Regions from separate parts of the Homo sapiens genome. Here region 2 is linked to region 1. Evidence: chromatin loops called from intact Hi-C (ENCODE). Cell type or tissue: Panc1. All regions are shown on one strand. Links, peaks and the distances in the headings refer to the core of each region. The heading gives the core; the rest is flanking DNA. Region 1 overlaps KCNMA1 (potassium calcium-activated channel subfamily M alpha 1). Region 2 overlaps KCNMA1 (potassium calcium-activated channel subfamily M alpha 1).

Region 1 (5,377 bases), core at 107-5,106:
TTTGTTCAAGACCGCTCGGTGAGCTGAGTGTGGCGGCACATGCCTGTAATCCTAGCTGCTTGAGAGGCTGAAGCTGGAGGACCGCTTGAGCCCAGGAGTTTGAGACAAGCCTAGGCAACATAGCTAGATCCTCTCTTCTAAAAGAAAAACAAAACAAAACCAAGACCACTTGGCAACTCTATCAAAGAAAGGTAAACAGGTAAGAGCTTTTTGGGTTAAAATGTTGCAGGGATCTGAACTCCCACCCCTCTAGGCCAGGGAAGGAGAATGGGAGTGGTAAGAGACTTCCTAGTTTAAAAATATAACAATAAAATCCATCTTCCAAATAAAAACTGACCTAGTACACATTTTGGATTTTTTTTCTTTCTTCCAAAGCTCTGAGAGTTAGTTGAATCCTTTAAAAAGACAGCATGCTCACCTCTTTCTCCCTAGCACCAATGATTTGGAGAGACAGATCACTTCACTTCTGACATTCTAGATACATCTATATGTTGGGATTCTCCGTCCACCCAGCTAGGGCATTCTATGAAGCCAAGAATTTAGTTCTAAGCTCCCAAAGGAAGCTCTATTTCAAAAAGCCGGGTGGCTTTATTTCAAATTGAAGAGGCCATTAAATTCACAATATTTTGCCAAATGAATTTCTCAGTGATCCTGAGCAATCCTCTGAAGTCAGCTGTCCTTGTGCAGTCATGGGCCCAGCACAGAGCAGGCGTACATACTAAGCACCTGTTCCAGCAGGTAGAGACAGTGTAGTGACTGGGACAAGCCTCTGCCCTCATGGATCCAGCACTCCTTAAACAATTTCTGAAGAAACTCAGGGGAGCCAGTGACTGGTACATTCTCTGTTTGAGCTGCCACAAGTGCTGCGGGATTTTTCAGTGCTGGAAGGGGTCCCCACCATATTAGCAACAAGGTATCAAGTGCCAAACACTGTGCGACATCTTACCTAAGTTTTCACTGGGCATTTTCTGTTTAGTAAGTCAGGCACTGAGGGAGGGAACATGTGACATGTCCAATGTTCAGCTTGGCAAACAGTGAAGAGGGGGTCCAATGGGGGGCAGGGCGCAGGTGGCTGGGATATGGTGCTGGAGGGTCTCTCCACATAGGGATACAATTGGGTAGCATCTCCATCAGCTGACGTGTTCCCAATTGTCCTTTCTTGGTTATCTGCCTGCCTGGCAAGAATGTGTTTCTTACACTGCCGCCATGAGCTTACACTTCACTCACTATACAATTTATTCCACTCACTTTTCACAGTGATAGCAGGTTGCCCATATGGCTTTATCTCTTCTGGAAAGGGAGAGTGAGCATGTCCCTTGCCCCATCACCCTCCAGATATGGTGTCTGTGCAGCTGGCAGGATTGGAACCCAGTTCTGTTTCACTGCTCTTCAAGTGTAACCTTCATCATAGTCTACACCCTGCAGAGGAGAAGCCATGGAGTGGGAAGGCAGTGATGGGGAACCGAGCAACCGAGAGGGGTGCCAGACTAGCCCAGATCCTTGCAAACTTTCCCATGACAGCCCTGAAGGCAGAAAAGAAGAAACTTTTACCTCCTACCTCAGGGAGTCTGGATTAGAATTTGAAGCAAGCCTTCCACAAGCAGACAGTTTCTTTATATATATTTTAAATTTTATCTTTTTATTTTTGTTATATTTTTAGAGACAGGGTCTCACTCTGTTGCCCATGCTGGACTGCAGTAGTGCAATCATAGCTCATTGCACTATGATGCAATGAACTCCTGGGCTCAAGCAATTCTCCTGCCTCAGCCTCCCAAATCACTAGGTATTACAGGCATGAGTCACCATGTCCAGCCAGGAAGCTTCTTTAAATTGTTGCATTTTATCTTTTAAAATATGTATGCATATTTTATTCCTCCTCATGACAAATGTGATTGAATACAAAATAATATTCATTCCCAAACCTTCAAGAAGAACTGGTTCTCCAGGAAAATGTGCCATGATTATACTGCAGCTTCTAGCATTCCCTGTGAGGCTCTGGGCTGTGCACCTCTAATGCTGGAAAGTCCAAATCCAGGAGACTCGGGTCTCCTGAGATTCCTTGGCCATCTGTTCATTCATGCCATCCACTCACTGATTCAGGGCCCAGAGGAGCACCAGGGTTAACGGCTGGCGGCTGAGTCAGCAGCTCTCAAGGCAATCACCTTTTCCACCTACTCATGAATCACTAACCTGCTGCCCCCTTGCTACGTGCCTGGAAATGCATAAATGTGCTTAAAATAAGTGGTACCTGGGTAGCAAGTTTCTCACCAGCAGGAACCAGTCCAAGTGAGTACAGGGCAAATAGCAGTGCGGGGTGAAAATAAAGACTGACTACCACTGGCAACCCTTGGTCACTCTTCATTTATTCATCCAACATTGCTGAATATTTGCCCTGTGCAAGGCTCCATGCCCTGGCAATGGGGGGCACTTGAAGGCAAATAAGAGCTTTACAAGGCTCTAGGAGATGTCACTAGTATTCCAAAAACCCTAACAGAAGATACAAAAGATTAGTGCCATTAGAGAGGAAATGGGGTAGAAGCTTTGGTTGGGGGGAAGCTCATTAGTTAGAGGAGAGAGATGTTACTTCTAACTTAGAACATCAAAAACAGAAGCTTCCTGGCTTTAGCCCCAGGCCATGAAGAATGAGTGGAATTTCAGGATACACAGACAAGAAAGCAGAAAAGATAAAATGAACTCCCACATAAGGCAGGAGATAGGGGTGACTAGTTATGTGGGTTGCAGCCCAGGAACACAGGGAGGAATGATGGAGATCTTTGAGCACCAAGAAGAGAAGTTTGGACTTTTTGTTTTCCTTTGGTTAATGAGGAGCCATGAAAGAGTATTTGTGGAGGAAAGTGAAGTAATTAGCTAACATTTAGAAAGTTTAAGTGGGTAGTAAGATGTATGACTAATCAGAAATGACAGAGTCACGAGACCAGCTGGAAGAGTACTGCAAGAGTCCAAGCAAGCAGCAATGGAAGCCTGAACTAGAAAAGAGACAGCAGCAGTGGAGAAGAGTTGAGCCACGAGGATTTGGCAACTGACTAGAGAAGGCACCAGGAGAAGCAAGTCCCTGAAAACCATGCTGCTTGGGAAAGACCAACTCTTTCTCTCATTTCCTCTTAGGGAATTGTAAAAGGAATTCCCTATCACCATTTAAATTTGGTTAAATTCACCAAAGAGTGATGGGGTGAATCACTCTTTGGTGACTAACCCCTCTGGCTCTTGTGTAGAGCTAATTAGAGTTTCTTCTGGAAGATCTGAAACCACCAACAGTGAGACTCCTCAGATGACCCTGATGGGCAGGTCCATGATTCAATCTGTTTCTTCCAGCATCTCCCCACTGGCTGCAGCACATCTAGGGGTTCAACCTAAGGGAGCCCCCCTACTCTGGGTATGGTTAGAGCTCCTTTCAAGATCATTCTAATATCAAAAGAGGGAATCTTCAAGGAGCCTTGTTGGCTTCTTATACTTAGAGAGAAACCAAGAACACAGTCAGAGTTGATGTTTTTAAATACCAAATCTGTATGCATCTATCAGAGAGACAGAGAGAGAAAGAGAGAGAGAGAGTTAGAGAGAGACAGAGTTTTGAAACATGGAGAGAGGGAAAGAGAGATGTTCCTAGAGAGAGAGAGAGAGAGAGAGAGAGTGTGTGTGTGTGTGTGTGTGTGTTAGAGAGGGAGAGAGACAGAGAGGGAGAGAGAGAGAGAGAGAGAGAGCTTTGAAATATGAAGAGAGAGAGGGAAAGAGAGATGTTCCGAGAGAGAGAGAGAGAGAGTGTGTGTGTGTGTGTTTGTTAGAGAGGGAGAGAGAGAGAGAGAGAGAGCTTTGAAATATGAAGAAAGAGAGAGAAAGATGTTCCGAGAGAGAGAGAAAGAGAGAGAGAGAGAGAGTGTGTGTGTGTGTGTGTGTGTGTGTGTGTGTTAGAGAGGGAGAGAGAGAGAGCTTTGAAATATGAAGAGAGAGAGTAAAAGACAGATGTTCCTATGAAGCCCTCAGCTCCTAACCCTCTCTCTGGCTCAGTGTTTGAAGCCCCTCCAGCCGCCCATGGCAAAACTTCCTTCCAGAGGAGCAGGCCATGCATCCCAGACCCATGTGTATGCTGTCCCCTAAGAATGAGAGCAGTGCTCTGTTTCCCAAATGGGCAGGGGAAGCAAACTTTTGTTTCCATAGTCTATAAAACATTTTTAAATTTAAAAACAAATGCTTTGCAGCCTCTGAATTATTAGTTTTTTATTAAAAATACAAACAGCTCTATGGAACACCATGGGAAAATGAGGACTCTTGCAACTTCGTTTGGCTCCCTGTTAAACAGAATAATGTTCATGAGGAAGAAGGTACTGTTTGTTCCTTAAAATGTTGTATTGCGTACAATGGAGAAGAGCAACGTGGAGATGACTTTCCAATGTGTTCCCTTGAAATGACCTGAGGACCGAATCAGGAAGCTCAGTCTGACCAGCTCAGCAGACTACCCCCACTGCCCCATCCCAGAGCTGAACTTGCAGTCAGCCCTGATAAAAATCTCTGGACTAGAACCAGAGCACCAATATCAAGGGATTATCCATGAACTGACTGTTCTTTCCTGCAGGCAGGCTCCACGCTCCTGGGTGGCCAGAGTGCCAATCAGCCCTGTCCCAGTGCTCTAACGAGGTGCCCATTCACTGCCCAAGAGACAACATGCCCAAGCTATGACCCAGCTCCAAGATCTGAAGGGACCAGACTGCCTTCCTGTTTTTCTCTGCATCCCCTGAGCTCCCTCTTGAAAAGGGAAGGAAAGCTAACAGAAAAGCCACTTTCTCACACACTTTTGGTGAGATTTCATGAAAGCTGCATGACCTTTCTGGAAAGCAACTTGGCAATGTATAGAGAATCTTAAAAAACATGTGCATCCTTTGGCCCAGCAATTCTGCTTCTAGGAATCTGTCCTAAAGAAACAAGTCTGTGATGTAAATAAAAATGGACATATTCAGTTCTTGACTGCAGTGCAACCTGAAACACTGAAAAACTGAAAATAACTCAGAGGACCAACAATAGGGAGATGGTTAAGTAAACTGCAGTGTATCTACTTGGGAAACTAATATGCATCATTTAAAAGCATAGCTTCAAAGAATTATTGATAAAACAGGAAGATATTTATGTATGCATCTAAATGCATAGAGAAAAGAGTGACATAAAACATTCAAATATGAACAGCAATCATCTCTAGGATTTAACTGCTGCTTTCATTTTTATTTGATTTTATTTTGAGACAGGGTATCACTGTATCACCCAGCCGGCAATGCAGTGGCACGATCTCAGCTCACTGAACCGCAACCCCCTGGGCTCAAGCAATCCTCCCACCTCAACCTCCTAAGTAGCTGGGACTACAGATACGCAT
Region 2 (5,377 bases), core at 147-5,146, 120 kb after region 1:
CCTGACTTTAAAAAGGGACCAATTAAAAATACAGCACTTGCATTGCCTGTCACGGGAAAATGAAAAGGTTCACAGAGTTTTAAAAACCTCTGCCATATCTAGTCCATGGTCATAAATCAAGTATTCAGTACTACGGTGGCAATCACTATTGTCTAAATTTTTAGTTTATTTTGTAAGAAGTACTTGGAACAGCTGGGTGCAGTGGCTCACACCTGTAATCCCAGCACTCTGGGAGGCCGAGGCAGGTGGAGTACTTGAGATCAGGAGTTCAAGACCAGCCTGGCCAACACGGTAAAACCCCATCTCTACTAAAAATACAAAAAAAAAAAATTAGCTGTTCATGATGGTGCATGTCTGTAATCCCAGTTACGTGGGAGGCTGAGGCAGGAGAATTGCTTGAACCCAGGAGACAAAGGTTGAGGTGAGCCGAGATCGTGACACTGCACCCTAGCCTGGACGACAGACCAAGACTCCGTCTCAAAAAAAAAAAAAGAAAGAAAGAATATTTGCAGGATGTTTGCACCCCTGAAAAGAGTTAAACTATAGTACAGAAGAAACAAAATGTACAAGTAAGTATTTTTGCCTGGATTGCAGCAAGTCCTACACAATTACCAACACCCCAAAGCTACCTGGTACTCTGTGGATTTGTGAAGTGTTAATGTAATGTATCTGTGACAAGTTAAAATTTAATGCATGGCTCCGGTAGCATAATCGAATCGATGTTATGTAACCTAAGAGAACTATTCCAGTAAGTTCTGATGTGCTGGCTGCTTACGGTTCAGGGGGAGTTTTTTTCGGAGGTTACTGAGTATTTAGGAATCATCCCTTCAGACACTTGCTCTTTTGCCACAGAAGCTGCAGTTATCTTATCCCTGCTTTCGGCAGCTGGAATGCTCCGTGGAACAGGGCTGAGATGAACGTTCTATCTCCAAGGCTGCGTTTTGGGGCAAGTTAAGGAAAAGGATCAAAGTAAGTTGATTTGCATGACCTTCTCTTTAATCAGATGTTTCTTTTTATGTTCAACCTCAACAAAGCCAGCCTATCATAGCACACTATTTATAGTCTATAATCTAAGATGTTCTGAACCATTCCCCCACACCAAAAATTAAAATTAAAACCTCAATAGTGGTGTGGCTATATCATTAGAAGTAATAGTAGAGTCACAAAAACCTATTTCTGAGACTTTTTTTTTAAATGACAGGTTTGATGGTATTTCCAATGGGGCCTGTGTCCCTAGATTGTAATTCTTAAATATGTCATCAAAGTCAATATTGAAGTTCTGGGGACAAGTCAATCAAATTTCACTCTTGTGTTTTATAGTAGAACAAGAACTTCTCCCTGGATTCACTGCCCTCAATAACTTAATCTTTGGTTCTTTATCAGGTAAAAATGATAGTTTTAAAATCTGACTTAAGAAATGGCTTTATATTGAAATCATGAAATCAGAGAATTTGTTATATGCATGAGAAAACTAAGGCCTGGAGCCTATGACTTGTCTAAGACACTGTAGCTAGTCACTTGTCATATGTCAAAATCAAAAATCCGGCGCTCCCTTAACTTCACTCTAAGAGTAGACACCATTAAACCAGACCCCACAGGCAGAAAGAGGGTTGTTCTCTTCATTTGTCTGCTCTCAATGTGGGCAGGGCCTACATCAAAGTCAGCCTGGGTGCTTCTAGAGGGGCTGCAATCTTTAGAGGAAGAATATCAGCTGCCCACCGAGAAAACAAGAACGCCACCGTAAAGAACATGTCAGGGAAGGAAATGTGCCCAAAGATAATGCTGGTCATCTCCTGGAGGGGGAATTTGGAGGAATGTTTTTCCCTTTTCTCAAATGTTTATTTATAATTGTGGTGAAATACACAGAAGACAAAAATGTACCATCTTAGGCTGGGCACAGTGGCTCACGCCTGTAATCCCAGCACTTTGGGAGGCTGAGGCGGGCGGATCACGAGATCAGGAGATCCAGACCATGGTGAAACCCCGTCTCTACTAAAAATACAAAAAGTTAGCTGGGCGTGGTGGTGGGCGCCTGTAGTCCCAGCTACTCCGGAGGCTGAGGCAGGAGAATGGCTTGAACCTGGGAGGCGGAGCTTGCAGTGAGCCGAGATCATGCCACTGCACTCCAGCCTGGGCGACAGAGCGAGACTCTGCCAAAAAAAAAAGTACCATCTCAACCATTTTTAAGTGTGTAGTACTTCACACTTAAAAATGTGCATGTTTCACATTGTTGTGCATCCCATCTCCAGAACTTTTTCATCTTACAAAACTGAAACCCTATACCCATTAAACACTTCCCTCCCTCTGGCCCTGGAAACTACCCTTCTACTTTCTGTTTCTATGAGTTTGGCAACTCTATGTACCTCATGTAAGTGGAAGTTATCCTTTTGTGACTGGCTTATTTCATTTGGCTGATGTCCTCGATGTTCATCTATGTGGTAGCACGTGTCAGACTTGCCTTCCTTTTTAAAGTTGAATAATACTCTGTTGTATGTACCTACCACAATTCGCTAATCTATTCATCTGTGAATGAACCCTTGAATTGCTTCCACCTTTGGCCATTGTAAATAATGCTGCTGTGAACATGGGTGTACAAATATCTCCTTAAGACCCTGCTTTTAAGTTTTTTGGATATCTAACCAGAAGTGGAATTGCTGGATTATATGATAATTGAATGATTAATTTGTTTTGAGAAACTGCCATACTGCTTTCCACCGCATCTGTACCACTTTGCATTCCCACAAACACTGCACAAGGGTTCCAATTTCTCCACATCCTCACCAACACTGGTGATTTTCTATTTTTTTTTTTTTACAGTAGCCATCCTAACAGATGTGACTGTGTCCTTTTTGTTTAATGCCCCTGCACGGCCTACGTTTTCTACAATGAACATGTAGTATATTTGGGATTAAGGACAAAATATAAAATACTGAAGTTAAAAAGTAAATCCTATGGAGAAAACAGGGTTGTGAAAGAACTTAAGAAATGATTGGGTTTTTTTTTTTTAGACTGAGGCAAACTGTTGAGCCCTCTTGTGGGCTCAGCTAGAGACATCATTCCTATACTCTTCAAGAATCTACCACCTGATCGGCTGTGGCTGCCACAAGCCACAGGAGAAACGGCCATAATTCATGGGCAGCTGAAATAATTCCTCTAAGCTCTGGGAGGAAAGTGTTCCCAGATGCAGGAAGGAGAACAACAATGTATATTAAGCTGTTGCCAGCTAATGTTGGTCATAAAAATCCCTAGCACTTGGGTAAGGCCTTTCATCTTCCAAATCTTTCCTCCAAGCCTTAGAACACTTATCTCTGAGTTCTCCATTTGAATAACTGGAGGCCCATTTTTCCCCTTCCAGAGCCACAAAGGGTCCACTTTCCAAAACCACATAAAGAGAAAACAACGTCAATGTGGCAACTTCTCCCAAAGAGGAGCAGAATTCTGCTCTTGGTTAACAAGCACACAAAGAACATCTCCCACAAACCCTTCCAACGCTTCACCTCTGAGCCACACAGGCCGCGTGCTATCAGTTCATTCCACAGAATGTCTCGTTTGAAGAGCTAAAATTTTCCAAACGTGAACTCATTCTACCCACTGGTAGAATGCTTTACTCCTTGGAGGTGAAGTCATTTGACATGATTTATTCATTAAGACAAAGGTGAGGTAACTAAAACCAAAATCCATCCAATTAGCTATTTATCCAACCTCTAACTCTCAGAGGAGAAATTCTTTTTTCCTTGGTGTCAACCTCTCCCTCTACCTCCTGCCCTCCCTCACCTTCTTCCTTTGTGTGTTTTGCTCTCTTTTCTTTTCTGGTTTCTTTCTGTTCAGCAAAATAGGGGAGATGACAGCAGAGGCATACAGGAGCCCCAGAGGAAAGGAGACCCAATGAGCAGGTGGGAAAGAAACAGCCTCCTATTCTAAGAAGCGGCTGTATTCAAGTGATGCAAAAAGAGGTTCAAGAGCACTGTCTGTCTCCCTAGGTGAAAAAGAGTCAACACCTAGAAAATGGAATCCAACTCGAGTTTCCTAACAAAGGCTCTGTACCCTACATCCAAATTCTTGGCAGGGCCCCCAAATTACAACCCCCACGTGAAACTGAGAAGGGGGCTAAACCTTGGAGATACAAGGCACGTGACATTGATAAGGAGGTGAATTTATGGCCCAGCAACAGTCAAAAGCCTCCAGTCACAGCTGCTGACAAGACCGAAGAGACCTCAGAAGGCAAACTTCAAGAAACAACCAGAATGGGTCGTTTTCTGAACTCTGGGCAAAGGGGCAAAGGGAAACCACACTGTCTCAGGAGGACGAAGAACCCAGGGAAGCCATCAGGGAGAAAAATAAAGTGGCCTTCATGGAGGAAACACAAGTTAAGGTTAAGGTCATTCTACGTCTCAACACTGCGGACATGGAAACACCACCCAGCTCTGTCCCTTCCTGAACTGGATTTAGAATTTGAAATCTACCATCCACCAAGGCTTGTTCTGCATGTCCCAGACACAGACTAGAAGCAAACAAGGACTAGTGCAAACAGAAAGATCTTTCCAAGTTCATCGTAAGGTGGGTTTGTCCCCAGTGGAATAGTGGCCTCAGGAGATCATAAACACACTGGTAGGGTGGGCTTCCAGCACTGGGGAGGAATCGCACAGGGCCTGAGGCCCCAAAGCTTCCTTCCACCACTGTGAATTTATAGTTCCATGCGCTTCTGCACTTGTTAAATCAGGTCGCTATTTGTTGTCTACTAATCTACAAACCTGAAGCCCCCAGCCAGCAGAGGCCACTCTCGATCCCACCCCCCAGCCCCAGTTCACTCCCAAAGATGAAGACAGAGAGGACTGTCCAGTCTCTAAAAGGGAAGAAGGAGCAAGAACAAGACATGGAACCAGAAAATAAAATAAATACTCATCTTATACTCCCAACTTGAAATGCACATACAGGCAGCCCAACAGCCTGTAGATAATTTGGTTTACAATGATATGCAAAGATGCAGACCCATCGTGGCTGAATAGTTTCGTACAGTTAGAAGTGACCCTGGAAAGAATATTACTGACAGTCTTGCCTTAAAAACTCTTTTGCAAAAGACATCATGGTCCCAGACTTCAGCAGTTAACAGATGGAAATTAACTTCACTTCAAGTCAAAAACCTAAAATCTCGCCGGGCGCGGTGGCTCATGCCTGTAATCCCAGCACTTTGGGAGGCCAAGGCGGGTGGATCATTTGAGGTCAGGAGTTCAAGACCAGCCTGACTGACATGGTGAAATCCCGTCTCCATTAAAAATACAAAAATTAGCCAGGCATGGGGCATGAGAACCTGGAATGCCAGGTACTCAGGAGGCACTAGAACCCTGGAGGGAGAGGTTACAGTGAGCCGAGATCATGC

What was found. Peaks named below come from ENCODE experiments on the same cell type or tissue, not always from the same donor. Only the 100,000 strongest peaks of a DNase experiment are listed, where the experiment ranks them.
Region 2: it touches region 1 in a loop (3-fold over the local background); 22 of 110 quality-filtered maps call a loop at or near these places.

Annotation. Positions count from the first base shown.
Region 1 is chr10:77,502,949-77,508,325 of GRCh38, forward strand. All of the region lies in intron 1 of KCNMA1 (potassium calcium-activated channel subfamily M alpha 1), which reads right to left. Among named protein-coding and RNA genes, the nearest start is that of KCNMA1, 130 kb to the right of the region's middle. In Panc1, for the core only: CTCF peaks have their summits at 2,259 and 2,459; DNase peaks (open chromatin) are centred at 2,083, 3,023 and 3,521; H3K27ac peaks cover 4,889 bases.
Region 2 is chr10:77,623,224-77,628,600 of GRCh38, forward strand. The region is part of intron 1 of KCNMA1 (potassium calcium-activated channel subfamily M alpha 1); the gene reads right to left. Among named protein-coding and RNA genes, the nearest start is that of KCNMA1, 12 kb to the right of the region's middle. In Panc1, for the core only: CTCF peaks have their summits at 3,031 (motif pointing left) and 3,232; no DNase peak of the experiment used is centred there; H3K27ac peaks cover 4,896 bases.